Linked DNA regions of Homo sapiens: all the other regions are linked to region 2. The links are chromatin contacts, found by Hi-C in ENCODE. All regions are on one chromosome and are shown on one strand. The core of a region is the stretch at or near the end of the contact, and the rest is flanking DNA. Distances in the headings are between cores, read along the strand shown.

The links. A loop is a pair of places that touch in the nucleus more often than their neighbours do. Pooled maps may share reads with other maps.
Region 1: a map of CD8-positive, alpha-beta T cell shows a loop between it and region 2 (7-fold over the local background). The contact joins the promoter of TSPYL4 here to the promoter of HDAC2 in region 2. A Hi-C loop is called at or near these places in 5 of 168 maps with a recorded cell type or tissue (CD8-positive, alpha-beta T cell, GM12878, naive thymus-derived CD4-positive, alpha-beta T cell and 1 more) and 10 of 50 pooled maps.
Region 3: a map of CD8-positive, alpha-beta T cell shows a loop between it and region 2 (6-fold over the local background). The contact joins the promoter of RWDD1 here to the promoter of HDAC2 in region 2. A Hi-C loop is called at or near these places in 3 of 168 maps with a recorded cell type or tissue (CD4-positive, alpha-beta T cell, CD4-positive, alpha-beta memory T cell and CD8-positive, alpha-beta T cell), 3 of 37 single-sample maps with no recorded cell type and 14 of 50 pooled maps.

The regions. Positions count from the first base shown.
Region 1 is chr6:116,252,718-116,256,286 of GRCh38, reverse strand. It overlaps TSPYL4 (TSPY like 4), which reads left to right and starts at 2,212. Exons shown (of 1, transcript NM_021648.5): 1 at 2,212-3,569. The coding sequence starts at 2,279. The coding sequence ends at 3,523. It also overlaps a transcript of DSE not described here. RefSeq lists enhancers at 1,841-2,070, 2,481-2,640.
Region 2 is chr6:113,969,784-113,973,254 of GRCh38, reverse strand. HDAC2 (histone deacetylase 2) reads left to right here and starts at 2,107. Exons shown (of 14, transcript NM_001527.4): 1 at 2,107-2,398. The coding sequence starts at 2,347. HDAC2-AS2 (HDAC2 and HS3ST5 antisense RNA 2) reads right to left here. Exons shown (of 10, transcript NR_125845.1): 1 at 2,977-3,471. RefSeq lists silencers at 1,597-1,776, 1,752-2,195, 2,137-2,436, 2,647-2,966 and an enhancer at 1,612-2,590.
Region 3 is chr6:116,569,827-116,573,140 of GRCh38, reverse strand. RWDD1 (RWD domain containing 1) reads right to left here and starts at 1,637. Exons shown (of 7, transcript NM_015952.4): 1 at 1,486-1,637. The coding sequence starts at 1,558. RefSeq lists enhancers at 1,383-1,482, 1,703-2,032, 2,063-2,242 and a silencer at 1,583-1,662.

The sequences.
Region 1 (3,569 bases), core at 963-3,462, 2.3 Mb before region 2:
CTGTATGATGTTTCCATAATGACAAAATCCCTGTCATTCAGTGAAACGTAACTGTACTAAGTTGGATAGTAAAAGTCATAAGGGCTATACAGAAATCAGAAGACTGTCAAAATGGCAAGTAATTAAGGAAGGAGGTAAAGTAATAAGGTGGGAGGAGGCAATCTGCCAATTAATACATATGTGACCATGGGCATGTTAACTGCTCTGTGCTCACTGGGTCTTTGTTTATAAAATCTAATGTATTTAAACTGCCTAGTACAATCTACATGAACTGAGTGTTAAAGAATGGCCAGGTGGTTATGAGTGAAAAATGATTCAGGTGACAGAACTAATACAGGCTAGAGATGGGAATGCTTTGAGTAGTAGAGATATAAATCTTTAAAAAACTTTGGCACACACAAAAAGAAAAAGAAGTTCACATGTAATTTTATACTTTTCTATAAATTTGTATAGTAGCAAACTTGTTTTTTCCTGCTGCATGGAAAAGTAACTTTCATTCAGTATTCCCTGCTTCTCTTCATCTTGACTCAGGTTATAATGGAAAAGTTACTCTTTCAACAGTGCAAAGGTTCTTTGGAAAAGAAACAGAGCAGTGTCAATAATTCAAAGTCACAAAGTCAATTATAGCACGCTGTTTATGTGTTTACAAAGACGATACCTCAATAGATTGATTTCACCCCACAAATAAAAAAAGAGCGTTTATTAAGACAAAGAGGAAAGAGGGAGAGAAAAATAATTGCTCTCTGCTGTGTGAATCTTGTTTGCATATTTCTTATGGGATAACTGATTAGCTGGCAGGCAGTAAAGAGGTCATTCTGGACACATTGTCCTTGGGTAGGCTGACTAGGCATACAAAAAATCCTGCAAGGCAGGCTGTTTCTCCGTATTGTCTGCCAGTGACCTTTCATCAGTACTTTATCTTAGTTGAACCAGAACTACACTCCTTCCCTCGCTAGAAGTCTCAGTATATATGATGTATTCCTCTAAGAGGAATCCTTTTTCTCTAAATCTGTACTTCTGAGCCTGTATTTGAAAGTGATCATAATCTGGGGGGCTTAAAATGGAGTTTCTTTTACAAAGAGTTATAATCATAACCGTTTATTTGAATATAAATTTGACATTAAACATAAATATGCAAAATTTAAATTTCCCTTTGGTCTTGCATTTTTCTAAGGATTAACACCATTATTCTCACACTCCAACAAACTAATATATTGTACTGATAATCACTATCAAATGAATTGTAAGAGCTAACTGACTCGAATAGACAATAACTAACCTTACTTTTAAAGTATTTTAAGAGACAGTAGCATAGATGCCTGCACATAGCTGATTATTGCTCCTGTGCTGCAGTGAATTACCACATGAACACATTTTGAAAAGATTTGTTAGCTTCATGTCCACAGGCATTATGAAGCAGGAACCACTTTTAGATTAAGATTGTAACCTGAGGAAAAGAACATATGCATCAGTTTAGAAATTAAAATCCCCTGAGATATTTCTTTCAGTAATGCTTAAAAGCCTAAATTTGTGCTCGTGTGCCAGTCACCTCTACGTAAGGAAAAACATTTTGCTACTCTTTGTTAAAAGTGAAGAGGAAATATTGTCCACTTGTTTTGTAGATGTTGGCCAAATTATATAAACTTTAAAATCTGTAAGACAAATTGAAATATTCCTTTATTATGTCTTGTTAGGATGAGAGAAGTTTGCCTTTCAGCTGCTCCTTAATTTTAAAAATAACAACACAGCAACACTTCTCTTTAAAATCAAACTCTGCTCATTTAAATTCTTTGGTAATAGCCATGAATCCACACCTTAAAAGAAGGAAGGCCTGTGAGTTCGTGAATCCACTTTCCTACTCAGGAGAAGCCCTATGAACTGACTTGAATAGACAGTAACTCACCTTAAAGTAAATATTTTCAGAAACAATAGGTTAGGTGCCTTAGAAATTCATTCAGAGGCTTAGAAATCCACATTAACACAGTTCTTACATGCTTGAGTCTGGTCTACATCCATTTACGTAAGTAAAACTCCCCTTCCAGACTGACGAAATTCTTTTTGTGACAAGAAGACAAAGGAATACGATGGATTGATAAGCGTAGTCAACCGCGCAGAGAGTTCTCGCGCGATGTTACGACGCTACCGCCCTGACATCACCAGTTGCCATGGTAGCACCGCCGAGAGTAAAGGAGGGGTGGTGCTAGACGTTTCGGGCAGAGCTCGGCCGCTGCGGAGGACAAGGAACTCTCCCTCTCCCACTAGTCTGACTTCTTCCAAAATGAGCGGCCTGGATGGGGGCAACAAGCTCCCTCTCGCCCAAACCGGCGGCCTGGCTGCTCCCGACCATGCCTCAGGAGATCCGGACCGAGACCAGTGCCAAGGGCTCCGTGAAGAAACCGAGGCGACACAGGTGATGGCGAACACAGGTGGGGGCAGCCTGGAGACCGTTGCGGAGGGGGGTGCATCCCAGGATCCTGTCGACTGTGGCCCCGCGCTCCGCGTCCCAGTTGCCGGGAGTCGCGGCGGTGCAGCGACCAAAGCCGGGCAGGAGGATGCTCCACCTTCTACGAAAGGTCTGGAAGCAGCCTCTGCCGCCGAGGCTGCTGACAGCAGCCAGAAAAATGGCTGTCAGCTTGGAGAGCCCCGTGGCCCTGCTGGGCAGAAGGCTCTAGAAGCCTGTGGCGCAGGGGGCTTGGGGTCTCAGATGATACCGGGGAAGAAGGCCAAGGAAGTGACGACTAAAAAACGCGCCATCTCGGCAGCAGTGGAAAAGGAGGGAGAAGCAGGGGCGGCGATGGAGGAAAAGAAGGTAGTGCAGAAGGAAAAAAAGGTGGCAGGAGGGGTGAAAGAGGAGACACGGCCCAGGGCCCCGAAGATCAATAACTGCATGGACTCACTGGAGGCCATCGATCAAGAGTTGTCAAACGTAAATGCCCAGGCTGACAGGGCCTTCCTTCAGCTTGAGCGCAAGTTTGGCCGCATGCGAAGGCTCCACATGCAGCGCAGAAGTTTCATTATCCAGAATATCCCAGGTTTCTGGGTTACTGCCTTTCGAAACCACCCCCAGCTGTCACCTATGATCAGTGGCCAAGATGAAGACATGCTGAGGTACATGATCAATTTGGAGGTGGAGGAGCTTAAACACCCCAGAGCAGGCTGCAAATTCAAGTTCATCTTTCAGGGCAACCCCTACTTCCGAAATGAGGGGCTTGTCAAGGAATATGAACGCAGATCCTCTGGCCGGGTGGTGTCTCTTTCCACTCCAATCCGCTGGCACCGAGGCCAAGACCCCCAGGCTCATATCCACAGAAACCGGGAAGGGAACACTATCCCTAGTTTCTTCAACTGGTTTTCAGACCACAGCCTTCTAGAATTCGACAGAATTGCAGAGATTATCAAAGGAGAACTGTGGCCCAATCCCCTACAATACTACCTGATGGGTGAAGGGCCCCGTAGAGGAATTCGAGGCCCACCAAGGCAGCCAGTGGAGAGCGCCAGATCCTTCAGGTTCCAGTCTGGCTAATCTCTGTCCTGTGAGAAGCTTCTGCACAAGTTTCCTTACCACCTCC
Region 2 (3,471 bases), core at 858-3,357:
TGGGTTTCAATAACTGATGCCACTTTTAGCTCTGCTAACATAGTAGAGATTATAGACAGAATTCTCTTGGCCAACTCCTATCATGGGATAAAACTCCTCCCACACCAGTTTCTAAAGGTAATGTAACTTGCTTCTATTGGTTTAAAATTATTAAATAATAAATACGTTTCTCAGCTAGTCAAAAGATATGTCCAGGCTCTTCTCACAAGTTCAATGTTAGGTGCTGTGGGTGCAAACAGTAATTTAGTAATTGTCACTGTTATTATAGTAATCCTAATAATCCCTTATTCACATAATTCTTCATTTTTTAAAAGTATTCCATATTAATTTTCTTATTTGAGATTCTGAATATTACTCTCCAAGTAATACTGCCCCATTTTACAGATAAGGCAATTCAAAAAACGTTTAAGTGACTTGCCCTAAGTCACAGGCACTAGAGAAACTATTACATGCAAGATAAACCTGGTCCCTTCATTTATGACACTCCATTCATAGTGGGACATTCAGACGAGTTGTGGGCAACTGCAACATGGTTAAGTGTTGAGCTACAGCATACAACGTACATGGCATGGAGAACAGTCTTGGCGGGAGAGGGGTCAGGGAAGTCTTCCCAAAAGAAACAAAGTGTCATTTCAGACTTCATTGTGTTGGCCCTGGGGAAGAACATTCACTTCTACTAAATTCACTTATTCTGTTCTCAGAATCTTCCAAGTTGATTTTGTACTTGATAGAGCACAACTTAGAAGGTCAATTAACTTTACCTCTAGGCCAGTGTTTCACTCACCGTAATTTCTCTAGCAACTTCATCAGTCACCTGGGGTCTTGTTAAAAATACAGAGGAGGGGGCGGAGGGAGGGCAGGGGCCACCCTGGACTTAACTTTTTCTAAATCTCTTGGGGGTGAGGTTGGGGAAAATTGCTGCTTTAAGCATGAACACTTTCGGGATTTTGAAGTCAAACAGCAAATTAAAAGGGGTATTTTTGGTAGTGGCTCTTAAATTCCAGCATCAATACAGCCTTTTTTTTTTTTTAATAGGGGTGTATTTGGGGGGTAGGGATAGCAATTTTATATAACTGGGATTGGGTGCTATAAAACAGGCTGTTAGCCTCCAGCCCTCACCTGCAAGGTGGCTGGCTTAAGGTAGGTACTTGATAAATGTGGATTTATTTAACAGAGGAACACTTGTATTCATAACCTCCAAGAGTTTCGAAAGTCTTTCTGCTCCAATCTTCCAGTGTCTAGCCAGCAGCATTGCTGCAGAGTGGAACAGCTAGGGTGCGTGGAGTTTGCAGAATGAGTTCAAACCTCCAGACTTATCAGTTAGCAGTAAGAACAAGTTCCTTAATCTGCCTCCACCTATAAAGAAGGAGTACAATTGCCACTTACCTCCTAGAGTTGTTGAGAGTCTTAAATGAGATTAAATATTATAAATAGATTATCAATGGAATATATTATAAATGCAAGTGCTTAGAACTGTACCTTATAAATGAGCTCCACAGATGCTTATTAAAACCCGAGCGGTGCCCTCTCCCCTTAACATCCGTAATAGGCCCCCTTACACCTCATACCCATTACGAGTCAAAATAATAATAATAATAATAAATAAGTGAACAAACGACAAACGAGAAAACTAGGCTACCAGGCACTGGGGCGATGGGCCACAGCCCGGCGGGGTAGTGGGCCCGGAAGGGGCGCGGGAGTGGGCTCTCCCCGCCGGGCTCGCGGCACGTGGTCGGCTTGGGCGGGAGCTTCGCGACAGTGGGGGAGGGGAGCAGCGTGGGACGCCGAGGAGGGGTCCAGACCGCCAAGGCTACGAGGCGCCGACTGCGCAGGCTCGGGGACAGGCGCAACCACTGCGCGCAGACCTGAGGGGGAGAACGTCCACCCGGCTGCACGCTCCCTGGATCTACTTGCGCAGCGAAAGCTTGTCTTCTTCCTCATTTTAACACTGTGTATGGCGCCGCCTTGCGCAGGTTGTTCACCCTAACAGGGCCTCTAACCTCGAGCCCGAAACGGCCTCCTTCTCCAGCCGTGCCCCTTCCTCCCCCGTGGAGGCCGCAGTGGATGCGCTCACCTCCCTGCGGCCTCCTGAGGTGGTTTGGTGGCCCCCTCCTCGCGAGTTGGTGCCGCTGCCACCTCCGATTCCGAGCTTTCGGCACCTCTGCCGGGTGGTACCGAGCCTTCCCGGCGCCCCCTCCTCTCCTCCCACCGGCCTGCCCTTCCCCGCGGGACTATCGCCCCCACGTTTCCCTCAGCCCTTTTCTCTCCCGGCCGAGCCGCGGCGGCAGCAGCAGCAGCAGCAGCAGCAGGAGGAGGAGCCCGGTGGCGGCGGTGGCCGGGGAGCCCATGGCGTACAGTCAAGGAGGCGGCAAAAAAAAAGTCTGCTACTACTACGACGGTGAGCGGCCGGGCCGGTGTCGGGGTGGGCGCGCGGGGCCGGGCGCTGGGTTCCGCGGCTGCCGTCGCGAGTGGGCGCCGGGGCTGAGGGGTGGGAAGGAGGAGGGACCGACATTTGGCCGCATCTTAACCCGTTCCCGGCCCGGCACAGTTAGAACGAGACCCTCTTCCTGGCGCAGCCCCCGCGGTTCCTGCGGGCGGGAATCAGGGGGCCCGCCCGTCTTGTCTCCTGCCTCTCCCCCTTCGGCCGTGCAGTCCGCAGCCTCGAAGGTGGCCGCCGCTGGGGACGGCGCCGGCCTACCCCGCCTTGGTGGTGGCGGCGGCGAAGGGGGCGGCCCATTCTCTCCCTTCTCCCGCCCACCATTCGTGGCAACGCAGGTTTGGGGTGCCCCGCGTCGGCCTCCTACCCCCTCGACCCGTCCCCCGCGAGGCAAAATTTCTATCCCGGCCTTGACTCTACACAAAGCCCCGCGGCCGCGAGAGCTCCGCCCCTCCCGTCCCCTTCCCTCCTCCTCGCCTGCTCGCCTCCCCTACCCTGCGTTCGGTCTGGCCGGAGCGTCTTCTCCTTCCTCGGCTTACCCTTTCCCCGGACCCCTCCTCCCGGTGGGCGCTGGAGAGTAGTTACTGAGGGTGGGGGCTCAGGTCGCGTGTGGCTTTATCACACCCATGTTTTGCGTGGGCTCCAACCCTCTCCTTTGTTCGCTGGGTTCTTTGAGCGCGTCTTTCTCAGGATTCAAATGGAAGGGCTTCACTTCCTCAATAATAGTTCGGGTTTTCCAGTTTCAGGCAGAAAGACTTCGTAGGAAATAAGAGGTGGTAGGGAGATGTGGAACTGCTACTGCTTGTGTTGTAGATCAGACTCCATGGGTCCTGGCTTGCCTCAGAGAGGTGGTTACCACCCACTTCTTTGTTGCTCTTTGTTCGATCAGGAAATAGACCCTGCTTTGGGGATTTAGAGAGCATTGGTATCTTGCAAAGGCTGTTCCTAGGTGGTGGGGAATCCTGGTATGGGAAAACTTTGAGAAGTGGGAGAAGTGCAGAAGTACTAAATATTCTAATGAGGTAAATTTGAGG
Region 3 (3,314 bases), core at 388-2,887, 2.6 Mb before region 2:
CTCTGCCTACAGTGTTCATACCTAGTATGTTTCCAAAGTACTGGAAATGACCAAACATGATTAAGAATATATCCAACAACTGACCCTATATTCTATTTTAGACATACACATATAAGCAAGGATAGAGAAGGGAGCCAGACTCCATACACACTCACCCAGTTAATGACACTCTCAAACCCCTCTTCACTCATCCCCTTAACATCCTCACAGCACAGATGTACTGCTGGTGAGAGAGAACATGAACAGGACTGGAGCTATACAGGGATAGCTGAGAGACATCTGCCTGTTGGCAAAGCAGAACAAAATTTGCTACCATTGCAAGCAGTGGTCAAAAGGTGAAGCCAAGAAAACTAAGCTAAACAATGAAAGGGAGAGGGGTTGGAATTTATAAGTTAAAGTAATATACCTTACACTATAAATTCTGACTATCAACGATAGGCAACACTCAAAGGAAAGGATGGGGAATGTAAATGCACACACCTAGGTTCTACTCACTCATATTGGCTTTATTTGACCGCTTCTCAAATCTCAGAGGAGCCATATTGATATAGTTATGTAGCATTTTTATAATCATCCGAAGCATGGCTTAATAGAGAAATCTCGTCCTCTAAATTATACCTAATGAACTTCTCATTATAATATTTTACATTAGCCCAACCTACCAAGTAATCTTCTGCTCTCTCAATCTCAGCTGGAGCTGAATCCCAAGTCCCATATGTCTGGAAAGTGAAAGAACAGGCAAGCGTTCTGGACGTATAACTCAGTACCAGCCCTGCCGCTAACTCGCTGGCGGACAGTACAGAGCAAGCCACTTAGCTTTCCTGAACCCCCATGACCTTGGCTTGGAGCAGGAGCCCCAGGATAGATGATGTTTAATCTCCCTTCCAATCTAACAACCTATGAATTTATAGCAGAACGGAAATTTGGGCCACATTATCCATTAGGCATTCTGCTGAATGCCAGATTTTTTTTTTTTTCATAAGAAAAGAAACCCGACAGACTTCAGGGACTATGCTACTCTCAAAACCGATTTGAGTAACTGAAAACAGCACTCTGAATCCTATAAACTAAAACAGCATCGTATGAAAAACAGTTTCTACCTTAATAAAGCTAAAAATGTGAAAACTAACATTCTTGCGGCTGTGGAAAAACGAATCGCACTTGGAGTATTTTTTCTCTTAATGTATTATAAATCTCAGGTTGCTGTAGGTTACACAGAAACCAAAGTAATCCCGACTCAATTTTCAGGCCTGACACCCTCCAACATCACCCGGACTTTTAGATTTCCGGGAACAAGCAGAGAAGGAGAAAAAGTCACTGGGTTGCTGGTAAGTGACTGAAGAACTTGAGGAGTGGAGGGCAAGGTGGCCGCGCGGCCTCAAGGTCCCCTTCTCCACCCCAACCTATGAGGCCCAGAGCTGCGGCAGCTCCTGCCCGTCCTACTCCACCTCGGGGCGGCTACAGGCTTGCGGCCGCGGGAGTCACCTGTGAAGGAGTCAGGGTAGATGGACTCCAGGGCCTCCAGCTCGTTGCGCTGCTCCTCGCCGTAATCTGTCATCGTGGCCCTTGCTCTTGCCCATAGATCGCCCAGACACCTAGGCGGCGCGCAGCAGCCCAGACAGCTGCCGCGCCGGGAGAGCGGGCGGCGGCCAGGCGGGCGCAGGCGCAGAGTCCCCGGCTGGAAGGCCCAGGGCCCAAAGCCAGACCCGGCTTGCTTAACTGCAGCTCCGCGCCGGCCTCCGCCTGCTCCCTACTTCCACGTTCGACTCGTTCTGCCTGGCCAGGGGGCACTGATTTGCTGCCTGTCCCACACTCGCTCGGGACTTGCTGGGACGGTGCGCGCGGTCTGGCATTCGCCAAGGACACCTACAGCCGGCTCCTGGGCTTTGCAGGGCCTGAGCCTTAGAAGCCTCTCAGCGCTGCATCCTCGCTCGATGAGTCTGGGCTGAAAGGCCGGCATCGCGCGTCAGTGAAGGATAGTGTCGCTGGTGGCCGGGCTGGGGCGAGGGGCGTCCGATGCCTTCACCTTTTCTGGTTTCCGGTTTGACGCCGTGGCGTAGGTGCTGCGGGCTTGCAACCTAGTGTGGACTGGTGGGGCTCAGGAGATTTCTGAGCTTCTCGAACTCCGTATTGCTTGGCGTCCTACGGGAGTTGGACGAGAGGCTGGGACCAGTGTAGATTCCACTGGGCAGGGGAGCAAAAGCTCTGCACTGCCTTGAATGAGTATGGAAGGGTCGGTCTAACTGCTTAATAAGTCGGGGTGGATCCAGGAGGGAGAAATAGACCGGAGGTCCGGCTTCTCGGTTCAGATCTTTAGGCTTAACTTCTGATTTTGTGAAATGAACGCAGCTGGACGTATGATAGATCTCAAGATGTCTGTGATTGTGTATTTGTGAATTGATGAAAGGAATGTAGATCTCAGTAATAACAATTATCATATGCAATGTAAAAATTGCAGTACCCCGAGAAATGTTGAGAACCTTTAATTTGGTAATACGACTTCCAAGAATAAACTTGAGCAAGTAGCATGCATCTGTGATCTCCAAAATCATTGCAGCAATTACAAAGAAAATTTTCAAAGAACCATGATGGCAAAAGCTAAGAAAATGGCTAAATAAACATGGTTAGCTTTATGAAAATGATATTAAAAACTATGGTAACAATAATAAAGGATCCCATGTTCCTTTATTATATTATTGCGCTAAGTCGAAAAATGGAAAATTTTAAGAAAATACTCAAAAGCTGTTGCCCACTTTTCTGTATTTTTCTTTGTTTTGATTTCTCTGTATTAAAGCTGGTTTCACTGGTATAGTGGGAGGAACACTTTTTAAATGAAAGATTCCTAATGATGAAGCCCCTGAAGCACCAGAAGGCACCTTGATCTTTTATTGAGGAGTGCTGCTTACCTATAGCAGAGGAACACTTTGATACTGATTCCGTGTTTACGGTATTAAGGGTTGATTTCAGGCGTTCTTTTAAACTTTAATGAAAAAGTGGAGTCTCCTAACTATGATGACAATCAAATAAAATACATAAAGTAACTTTGCAAGTATAAGTTGCTCATTTTTTTTGGATCGCCTCAGTTCAGAGGAATTATACTGATTTATTATGAGGAAAGAGCTGCCAGAGGAAACAGCTAGTGCATTAAGTCCTAAGTGGGGAGTCAAGGATGATTTTTGGCTGGAAGAACTGGAAAGACGAAGTTCTGTTGACCAAAATAAGTGAGGAAGACAGAATCAAATTTGGCAAGGAAGGTGGCATTACATCTTTAAATGACTCCTAGATGAAAGAAAATCAAGCAAAATTAAGTTTTT